3 separate regions of the Homo sapiens genome follow, and all the other regions are linked to region 2. The links are chromatin contacts, found by Hi-C or POLR2A ChIA-PET in ENCODE. All regions are on one chromosome and are shown on one strand. The core of a region is the stretch at or near the end of the contact, and the rest is flanking DNA. Distances in the headings are between cores, read along the strand shown.

Evidence for each region. A loop is a pair of places that touch in the nucleus more often than their neighbours do. ChIA-PET counts read pairs that join two places held with the same protein, here RNA polymerase II (POLR2A). Pooled maps may share reads with other maps.
Region 1: a map with no recorded cell type shows a loop between it and region 2 (2.6-fold over the local background). The contact joins the enhancer-like site here to the promoter of C5orf63 in region 2. A Hi-C loop is called at or near these places in 3 of 37 single-sample maps with no recorded cell type and 5 of 50 pooled maps. POLR2A ChIA-PET finds 5 or more read pairs at or near these places in 4 of 52 experiments (activated CD4-positive, alpha-beta T cell, activated T-cell, activated naive CD4-positive, alpha-beta T cell and 1 more).
Region 3: a loop to region 2 is called in a pooled map, with 4 times the contacts of the local background. The contact joins the enhancer-like site here to the promoter of C5orf63 in region 2. A Hi-C loop is called at or near these places in 5 of 50 pooled maps. POLR2A ChIA-PET finds 5 or more read pairs at or near these places in 2 of 52 experiments (HEK293T and K562).

What each region holds. Positions count from the first base shown.
Region 1 is chr5:126,647,355-126,650,814 of GRCh38, forward strand. No RefSeq gene overlaps it. Among named protein-coding and RNA genes, the nearest start is that of SPMIP10, 17 kb to the left of the region's middle. Within about 2 kb of position 1,762, at least 2 of the 41 ENCODE cell types and tissues checked have a DNase peak (open chromatin) inside an H3K27ac peak, as active enhancers do.
Region 2 is chr5:127,071,733-127,075,086 of GRCh38, forward strand. C5orf63 (chromosome 5 open reading frame 63) reads right to left here and starts at 1,770. Exons shown (of 5, transcript NM_001164478.2): 1 at 1,719-1,770. RefSeq lists a silencer at 1,627-1,846.
Region 3 is chr5:126,746,857-126,750,424 of GRCh38, forward strand. No RefSeq gene overlaps it. Among named protein-coding and RNA genes, the nearest start is that of LMNB1-DT, 28 kb to the right of the region's middle. RefSeq lists enhancers at 1,250-1,299, 2,432-3,357. Within about 2 kb of position 1,380, at least 9 of the 41 ENCODE cell types and tissues checked have a DNase peak (open chromatin) inside an H3K27ac peak, as active enhancers do.

The DNA.
Region 1 (3,460 bases), core at 512-3,011, 420 kb before region 2:
TACATTTGGGCTCTTTTTTTTTTTTCAGTCTCAGCTCACTGCAGCCTCCACCTCCTGGGTTCCAGCTATTCTTGTGCCTCAGCCTCCTGAGTAGCTGGGATTACAGTCCCATGCCACCACACCCAGCTACTTTTTGTATTTTTAGTAGAGATAGTTTCGCCATGTTGGCCAGGCTGGTCTCGAACTCCTGACTTCAGGTGATCCACCCACCTTGGCCTTCCAAAGTGCTGGGATTACAGGCATGAGCCACCGCAACCAGCCTTGGGCTCTTTTGACGGGATAGTTCTCAAGGTCAGTGAGATTTGTTCTTACTCCAGAAGGATCCTTCCAGCTATCTCTTTCCCTGGTTCTCTCAGTCAAACTAGCCAGCCTACAGTTTCTATCTCCAGTGAGTCTACCAATATCCTTTCGATTGCCTGTCATGACAACCTCCCTTGTGTTGGAGAGCCCCTTAGGCTTAAGCTTCTCCAAACACTTTTGCAAAAAAGTCATGTCCCCTGGGAAGAAAGTAGGAGCTAGGTGTGTTATGGCCTGCTTCTCCCCTCAGGCAAAATCTCCAAGCCATGGCTGTGGAGTTTGGGATGATTTTTAAAAAGGCACATAGGCCAGGCATGGTGGCTCATGCCTGTAATCCCAGCACTTTGGGAGGCCAAGTCGGGTGGATCACCTGAGGTCGGGAGGTCGAGACCAGCCTGACCAACATGGAGAAACCCCATCTCTACTAAAAATACAAATTTAGCCGGGCAAATACAAACTTAGTGGTGCAAGCCTGTACTCCCAGCTACTCAGGAGGCTGAGACAGGAGAATCACTTGAACCTGGGAGTTGCACTCCATCCTGAAAACAACAGCGAAACTCCATCCCAAGAAAAAAAAAAAAGGCACAAATCTCTCCACATGACACACCTATTCCAGGAGTTGAGCATTCACTGGAATGGAAGGACAGTGTAATTGGGTCTTCTTATCTTGCTTCTCCCAGCATGGAACCACCACCTTACAACCTGGGCAAGTGTAATTGGGGCCTCAATATTCTTGGTGGCTATGTGCGCAATGTAGAGAGCTTCTATCCCATGGGTTGAAGCAGGGTAGAAGACAGTCCCCACCTCTTGGTCACACTTGCCTGGTGCTTAGCCTGAGAAACAGGTAGGGGGAAGGATGAGAAATACTGACATCTTGCCCCTCCTGGGAGGATAGCCCTCTGACTAGAAATGGGAGAAGAGAAGCCCTGTATTCAAGTTCAAGTTCATCTAGAGAGTCATGTTCTCTAGAGTATGTGGTCAGAATTCTTACAGAAGCACCGGGACTGCCCCCTGTAGCCTTTTAGTCCAAACAACTTGACCTTTCTGTTTTAGGCCGGCCCTCATGTCTGCATGCGGCAGCTGCTACTGCTCTAATACTTTTAGAGGCCCTCAAAATCACAAACTATGCTCAACTCACTCTCTACAGTTCTCATAACTTTCAAAATCTATTTTCTTCCTCACACCTGATGCATATACTTTCTGCGCCACCACCCCACTTCTTCAGCTGTACTCACTCTTTGTTGAGTCTCCCACAATTACCATGTTCCTGGCCCGGACTTCTATCCAGCCTCCCACATTATTCCGGATACCACACCTGACCCCCATGACTGTATCTCTCTGATCCACCTGGCATTCACCCCATTTCCCCATATTTCCTTCTTTCCTGTTCCTCACCCTGATCACACTTGGTTTATTGATGGCAATTCCACCAGGCCTAATTGCCACACACCAGCAAAGGCAGGCTATGCTATAGTATCTTCCACATCTATCGTTGAGGCTACCGCTCTGCCCCACTCCACTACCTCTCAGCAAGCCAAACTCATTGCCTTAACTCGAGCCCTCACCCTTGCAAAAGGACTGTGTGTCAATATTTACACTGACTCTCTTTTCGGACTCTGCCCACTTACACCCAAGTGAAATAAACAGACTTGTTGCTCACACAAAGCCTGTTGGTGGACTCTCTTCACACAGACTCGCATAACATAGAAAACATAAGTACGGACCAAAGAATTAGAAGAAATACTAGACTAATTCTCTCTTCTTATTTGGCACGTACTGAAACCTAAGTAAAGGTATATGAGAAGAGATAAACAGTGAGCTATAATTTACATAACTGTGCCATTCTGTAACCCAATTCAGTCCAAGACTTGAGAAATAACTGGGAGTACCTCACAGAGGAGTTATTTTATACATTTAAGGAACAAAAAGCTGGTAGTCCTGAATTTCTAAAAGCTATTTAGGATAAGTAGATTTTTACTTCTTATAATCCCCTAATACTACCTTACCACTAAAATAGACCAGAGCCAATTAAGCCACTTCTCTTTAAGAGGAAGCAGTATCGGCACTCTGTGTCTATTAAGAATCTTTCCAGGGCCAGGCACGGTGGCTCACACCAGTAATCCCAGCACTTTAGGAGGCTGAGGAGGACGGATCACCTGAGGTCAGGAGTTTGAGAACAGCCTGACCAACATAGAGAAACCCTGTCTACTAAAAATACAAAATTAGCCAGGCATGGTGACACACATCTGTAATCGCAGCTACTCGGGAGGCTGAGGCAGGAGAATTGATTGAACCCGGGAGGTGGAGGTTGCAGTGAGCAGAGATTGCACCATTGCACTCTAACCTGGGCAATGAGGAAAATTCTGTCTCAAAAAAAAAAGAATATTTCCATTATTTTCCCTTCCACTGAAAGGGCTAAAGGTAAATTTAGCTGGTAATAGAATAATTTCCAGCAAGGTCTTCGAGTAAAATTTTGAGGTATTTCTTATGTTTATACCACTCAACTAGAATTCAAAATCCAAGGTAATTACTGAGACCAGATTTCCTAGGAATGAGGAATGGGAATGTTGCAGGGCATCCTAAAGGGGCTACACCCTCTATGAACAGATACCTTGCACTCCAGGAGCTCATTAGAGTAAAATTTTTGTACATTTCCAGAATTAAATGGGAAAAAAAAGAAGGTGAACACAAGAGTTGAACTGAACAATGCACAGTGCTTTGTTCTGGCCCCACGAAAACATCTGAATATATCATTTGCATCTAATCGTGCTGTGAAAGTTATCAGGAAGAAAAATGGAGTACCTAATGTTAAAAATAAAACCCTGATAAATAGAGCCAGGGATGGCTGTGAAGAGAGGATTTTCATGTTTATATGCCTGATAACAAAAACTATCACAAAAGGCTCTGCAAAAACCAACCTCCATTGCAAACTTACACAAAAAAAAACTTCTGCAAGGACATCTGCCTAGTAACTCCTTGTCCAATTTCAGACTGATGTCACCCTTGTTATTGATCTCTGTAGCCAAGAATAATTATTTCAAAACAGTTATGCAATCCTCTTCATTAAAAACAAAACAAAACAAAAAAACCTTTGTCTTGCTTTACTTCTCTGAATACATACATACTATGGCATGTGTATTCTCATTGCAGTGCTCTAGTCCCA
Region 2 (3,354 bases), core at 520-3,019:
AACACCTCGCTACTTGTACCAGATCACCTCAAGGTCCTGCTATGTTTGAAACCCCAAGGCCTAGCATTAGAGTAACTGAATACATCAGCCAGCTAGAGTATATACAAGTTATGAAATAAAAAAACTTTAATAATAAAAAATAACCTATTTTAAAGGGATTTCTCATAGTGCCTCTGAGTACTTTAGAGCCAGGCATCTGGAACAAAATAGAAACACAGTCCAATCAACTCCCAAGTTGGAAAAATCCTCATTTCTATTACTTACCTGCCAACAGTCCATCTAAATAAAACCACACAGCCACATATTCCTCTGATGAAGGAGACAAAAAAATATTGATCCTTCCTTGGCATGTGGCTACTGCTGCCAGAGCAGGAGGGAAGAAAGACAATCTGAGGATCCTGCCTGTTTAAAGCACCAGCCCCACCAATCTTAATTTTCACAACAGGGTCTTTCTGGTTCCAGGCAATTCCTCAGCAGAGCAGGACGCAGGTTATTGGGCTACGATATTTCACACAGAACCATGATTAGTTCTGCTTTGCCCCAGTATTATCATAATTATCCAATATTTCCAGGGTGTATCTTTTTTCCCCGTGTTTTAAATCTTTCTAATTACCTATAATGCACCCCAATGTATACAGCTCCAAATATTGGTAGAGAGCTTCACATGCATTTTTATAAGCTAGTCCTCAGAATATGACCAAATGAGAAGACTGCGACCTCTAATAGACACCTCAACTTGTTCAGCATTGTGCACCAAGGCATAGCTCTAGTGGCTGCTTAAACAAGACAATGTATACTAATTCTGGGAAATGCGCTAGAAAGTATTGGGATATAACAGATCTTAGACACCATCTCTGTCCTTGAGGAATTGAGAATCTTGGGGTCAAGCTAAGGCCATACTATGGATTTTTTTTTTAAGGGCACTAAAATATAAAGTACCACATATACACTATTTATTAATAAACAAGAATAAAGATCACCCAAGCAAAACATTCCCTGTGAAAGACAGCCTTAGAAACAGTCACAAGCCTAACTCACAATGACATTTTAGTGGGGACTTTTCTACCCTTGGACTTATTAAAAAACTGTATGAGCTGCTATTTGTCAGAAGTGAATATCTGTTGAGAATGTACAGTTTCTGATTTATTCTCTCATTGTTCAGTACCCAGAGGGCTGCTTTTGCCCAATAAGGCTGAGAGGAGATCCAGACAGCTCATCCAGAGAGCCCCGGCACTCACAATGTTCCCTGCTGCACCTTTCAACCTTTTCACCCCAATTAAAGGTCAACATGGCTGCTCAAAAATATTTATTTAAAAAGGCAGTCAGCTCAGCGGGCTCCCAAGTGTGATTACACTACCACTTCATAGAATTCAATTAAACCCGGGACGGGGCATCGGCGAATCACTGGAGGAGTATGAAGTTGAGATGTTTTCTGCTTTCTCGAGATGTTTTCTGCTTTCTCTTAAAAAAAAAAAAAGCTTCCTTTTCCCGCCCGTCATTTATTTACTTCCCAGAGCGCTATCACAGACACACACACACGCGTTTATAATCTCCCCCAAGTAGTTCATGGATTTATGGCTCCCGGTTTAATTAAATTCCGTATAACGACTATCCAAATGGGCAGCACGCGGCACAGCGAACCCCCGCCAGCCTGCGCGTCAGCTCAGAGGCGGAGACCCGCGAGCGCTCACCCTCGGCGCGGGACTAAGGGAACCCACCTGAGCCTCACGCCGCCAACGCCTCTGCTTCCGCCCTGCGCCGGGCACTTCCGCCCGCACCCACCAGGCGCCGGCCCCAGGCCCCGCACTTCCGCCCCACGCCGGCAGCACTGCCGCTGGGCGTTCTATCTCAGGTGGTGTCCCGTCTACGCTCTCAAGGGTGGCCGCGCCTGAACCTTTACTCGTGAAGAGTGACACACAAACCAAGGCCAAACTAAAAAACAAAATACGGAAAAGTGACCCCGCATGTTTGGGAACCATTTAATAAGAGGCCTCAGGTGCGGGAGCCAACTTTTTGAGGCTGCGGAGTCCGAGCCATTTTAACCGCTCTGCATGCATCCATTCTTTCGTTAATTTAATATTTACTGCCTCCTCCACTAGGTCTTGGCTGAACTAGGTTATGGGGAATGCGATGAGCAAAACTGGCAGCCGTACCCTCCCGCAAACTGAAAATCGTGTGAGAAAGCAGATATTAGGAAATTATCCCTTATTAAATAGGCCATGGGTTTATTCAGCTAAGTGCTTTGCAGGGAAGGAATATGAGAAAAGACCTGAGTGGGATCTCGTTGAAGAGGTAGCTTTGGGGCTGGGATCTGAAGGGCGTGGGTTGGGGACAGAGCTCTGCAGGCTGGGGGAAGGGTCTGGTGGAGGATGTGCAGTATGGGTTGTATGCGGAAGACTGACGAGTATGGCTGAGACTTAGAGGGAATGGGGAAGAGAGGTGGAAACAGGCTAGAGAGGGTAAGCGAGAGTCTGGCCATGCAGGGCCTTTCAGGTTTGTGCTAAGGGTAGCCGGGGGGCATTTCTGTTTTATGTGGGAAGGGGATTGAACTGATTGCTTTTCCCTTCTGAAAGGACCCCTTAGCTTTGGGAAGTAGATGGGAAGGGTTTAGGATAGGCAAGAGTAGAACAAGCAGGGAGGTGAGGAAGCTACTGAGCATTCCAGGTTCTAGGTGTGGTGGCTTGAATGGTGGTACAGTAAATAATGAGAAAATGATGGATAATAATTATAGTAATACTCAAAGCTAACATTTATTGATTGCTCACCAAAAGCTTTATACTCATTAGTCTGTTTAATCCTGAGAACAATGCAATTAAGTATTACTAGTACCATTTTACAGATGAAGTAATGGAGGTTTAATAACTTGCTCAAGTTCTCACAGTTACAAAACGGTAGATTTGGAATTCCATCTCATGCTGTCTGACGCCTTAAGCTTACCACTATAAATTCAATGTGTACTCAGTGGTTTTAAAAAAGATACAAAGCAAACCAAGGTCAGGAATGAATTCTTTAAACAAACCACACTGATTATGTGATGTCGCTAGAGGCCACATTAAGATAGTAGAATTTACAAGTTCTTTGTCACTTCAGCATTTTCTGATAGGCTAAAGAGGGAATTTTGTGACTGTCAACAGACTACCTATAGTTATTTTTGAGTTGATGCACTCTGATAAGACTTAGTTTTTCTGGAAAAAAAAAAGTCAATTGATAAAGCACAGTCCACCTAACAGTTGCTGATAGGATACCTTTAAAGAAGGAATCTGGGATCTAGTTATAAACACCTTGGTGGGGCATGAGTATCTTAGATATTGTGGAGTGACAGAAAAGCTTACTAGAAATGTAACTCCAGATCAG
Region 3 (3,568 bases), core at 130-2,629, 330 kb before region 2:
TTGCCCAGGCTGGAGTGTGGTGGCGCGATCTTGGCTCACTGCAACCTCCACCTCCCGGGTTCAAGCAATTCTCCTGCCTCAGCCTCCCAAGCACCTGGGACTACAGGTGCGTGCCACCATGCCCAGCTAATTTTTGTATTTTAGTAGAGATGGAGTTTCACCATATTGGCCAGGCTGGTCTCCAACTCCTGACCTCGTGATCCACCCGCCTCAGCCTCCCAAAGTGCTGGGATTACAGCCGTAAGCCACCGTGCTCCGCCAACAAAAAATATTTCTTACAGTTATGGAAGCTGAGAAGTCCAAGGTCAGAGGGCTGCACTTGGTGAGGGCCTTCTTGCTGGTGGAGACTCTCTACAGAGTGACAAGGCAGTGTAGGGCATTGCATGGTGATGGGGCTGGGCATGCTAGCTCAGATCCTCCTCTTCTTATAAAGCTACCAGTCCCATTACCACACTATCCCACTAATTCATTATTCACCTCTTAAAGGTCCCACCTGTCAGTATTACCACGTTGAAAATTAAATTTCTTTTCTTTTTTAAATTTTTTTGAGATGGAGTCTCCCTCTGTCGTCCAGGCTGGAGTGCAGTGGCGTGGTCTTGGCTCATGCAATCTCTGCCTCCTCGGTTCAAGCTATTCTCCTGCCTCAGCCTCCAGAGTAGCTGGGATTATAGGTGTGCACCACCATGCCTGGCTAATTTTTGTATTTTTACTAGAGATGGGGTTTCACCATGTTGGCCAGGCTGGTATTGAACCCCTGACCTCAGGTGATCCACCTGCCTCAGCCTCCCAAAGTGCTGGGATTACAGGTGTGAGCCACCACACCTGGCCTGAAAATTAAATTTCAACATGAGTTTTGGAGGGGACAAATATTCAAATCATAGCATTTATTAATGTTAACATTTGTATGTGCACGGGGACTTTACAGAAATAAAGTGGAAACCCAAAGAGGTAGTTAGACCCAAGGGCTTATATACCATTTTAATGAAAAGCAATAACTGGTGGAGAAGTGACCAGACAGAGGAAAAAGAGTTTGGCCTTCTAAAAGTGGTAAATGGCAGGAAGGTGACCAGGAAATGTATAGTAGATAAGTGTCGTTTAGTAAGCCTTGTTATGCAAATAAGAGTCATTTTCCTCTCTCTGATATAGAAAAGGAAAACACCTTTAGAAGGAGGATTTTATGCCCTGCTTTTAGGCAGAAAGTGGGAGGACACGGAGTTCTTCCTTCATGTGCTGCTTCCTAATTGCCATCAGCTCAAAATCATCTTTATGCGGAAGTGGCATATTTGGGGGTGGCAGATTCTGATCTCCTTCAGTACCTTGAGGATTTCGTCTTGGGTCTAAAAACAGCAGGGGGCAAAAAGCCTGGCAGCTTTGATGAGAGTTTTAGTTGACTCATCATCCAACTGAAAAGAGTGGGGGTGGTGACTATTTAGGAACCCTGTGTAGGTGGAAGTGGTTGGTTTGTCGTTGTGTCTGACTCTTGCTCAGGCTTCACAGTCAGAGTAGGTTCTACTTCTCACTTGAGGCCCGCCCCCAGATCCCCAGCCCACCAGGATTTCCCTTCAGTGGCGCTTGCATTGAAGGCTACTTCTTTGGCTCCAAGCACAAAACCCAGGGATTTTTAGTGGGTTGTGGTTCTTTTTCTTTTCTTTCTTTCTTTCTCTCTCTTCTTTCTTTCTTTCTTTCTTTCTTTCTTTCTTTCTTTCTTTCTTTCTTTCTTTCTTTTTCTTTCTCTTTCTTTCTTTCTCTCCTTCCTTCCTTTCTTTTCTTTCTTCCCTCCCCCTCTCCCTCCCTCTTTCTTTTTTTATTTATTTCTTTCTTTCTCTCTCTTTTTCTTTCTCTTTCTTTCTTTCTCTCCTTCCTTTCTTCCTTCCCTTTCTTTCTTCCCTCCCTCCCTCCCTTCTTTCTTTCTCTTTCTTTTTCCTTCCTTCCTTCCTTTCTTCCCTCCCTCTCTCCTTCCTTCCTTTTTCTTTCTTTCTTTCTTTCTTTCTTTCTTTCTTTCTTTCTTTCTTTCTTTCTTTCTTCTTTCTTTCTTCCTTTCTTTCTTTTTTCTTTCTTTCTTTCCTTCCTTCCTTCCATCCTTCCTTCCTTCCTTTCTTTTCTTTCTTCCCTCCCTCTCTCCTTTCTTTCTTTCTCTTTCAGTCTTTCTTTACATTCGTTCTTTCTTTCTTCCTTTTTGAGACGGAGTCTCGCCCTGTGGCCCAGGCTGGAGTGCAATGGTGTAGTCTTGGCTCACTGCAACCTCTGCCTATCGGGTACAAGCAATTCTGCCTCAGTCTCCCGAGTACCTGGGATTACAGGTGCGCACCACCACGCTCCGCTAATTTTTTGTATCTTTAGTAGAGACGGGGTTTCACCATGTTGGCCAGGCTGGTCTCGAACTCCTGACCTCGTGATCTGCCCGCTTTGGCCCCCCAAAGTGTTGGGATTACAGGCCTGAGCCACCGCGCCTGGCTTTTTTCTTTTTTAAAATTTATTTTGATTTTTTATAGATACGCGGTCTTTCTATATTGCCAAAATTCTTGAGCTCAAGCAATCCACCCACCTCAGCCACCCAAAGTGTCGGAATTACAGGCATAAGCCACCAGGCCCACCCTGGTTGTTTTAAAAAATATATTCCTTGTTCAGTCTCCACAACTTCACTGTAGACTCTGTATTTGAAATATCTTTGTTTTTTCTTAACATACTACTTTTTATTTAATTTGACAAATATATGTTAAATAAAAAAAATTTTTTTTTGTTTTGAGATGGAGTCTTGCCTTGTCGCCCAGGCTGGAGTGCAGTGGGGCGATCTCGGCTCACTGCAAGCTCCGCCTCCCGGGTTCACGCCATTCTCCTGCCTCAGCCTCCCAAGTAGCTGGGACTACAGGCGCCCGCCACCATGCCCGGCTAATTTTTTGTATTTTTTTTTTTAGTGGAGACGGGGTTTCACCGTGTTGGCCAGGATAGTCTCGATCTCCTGACCTCGTGATCCACCTGCCTCGGCCTCCCAAAGTGCTGGGATTAAAGGCGTGAGCCACCGCGCCCGGCCCTAAATAAATGTTTTAAGTCCTTTCCCTGTGCATCTAATTTGTCAGACCTGTGTCCAATCTAAAGTTTAAGTCCACGTGGCTCTTAATCTCTCTGAGAAGAAAAGTCTAGTAGGGAAGATAAATGATATGCTTATTTGATAAATATTTATTGAACTTCCTAATAGCAGGAATGATGCTAGGCACTAGGGATGCAAAGGTGAATTGGTCAGGGTTCTGGTGCTGGAGGACTCACTCAGTGTGGCGGGAATTGTCAGTTTCCGCTGACAATAATGTTACCAGCGGAAGAGATCAGAGCCACCCTGAGTTACCAGCCACCTATCCAGCCTTACATCTGTATAGGTACGCAGCAACTTTGGTTCTTGCCTTCTCAGAAGAAAGAATTCTACTGAAGGGCATAAGGAGCGAGACAAGTTTCGGAGCAGGAATAGAAGTTTGTTTAAAACGGCTTTAGAATAGGAAAGAAGGAAAGCACACTTGGAAGAGACCCAAAGAACAAAAAGGGAGAGTCAAGTGCCCCATTTAACTGTGATACTAGG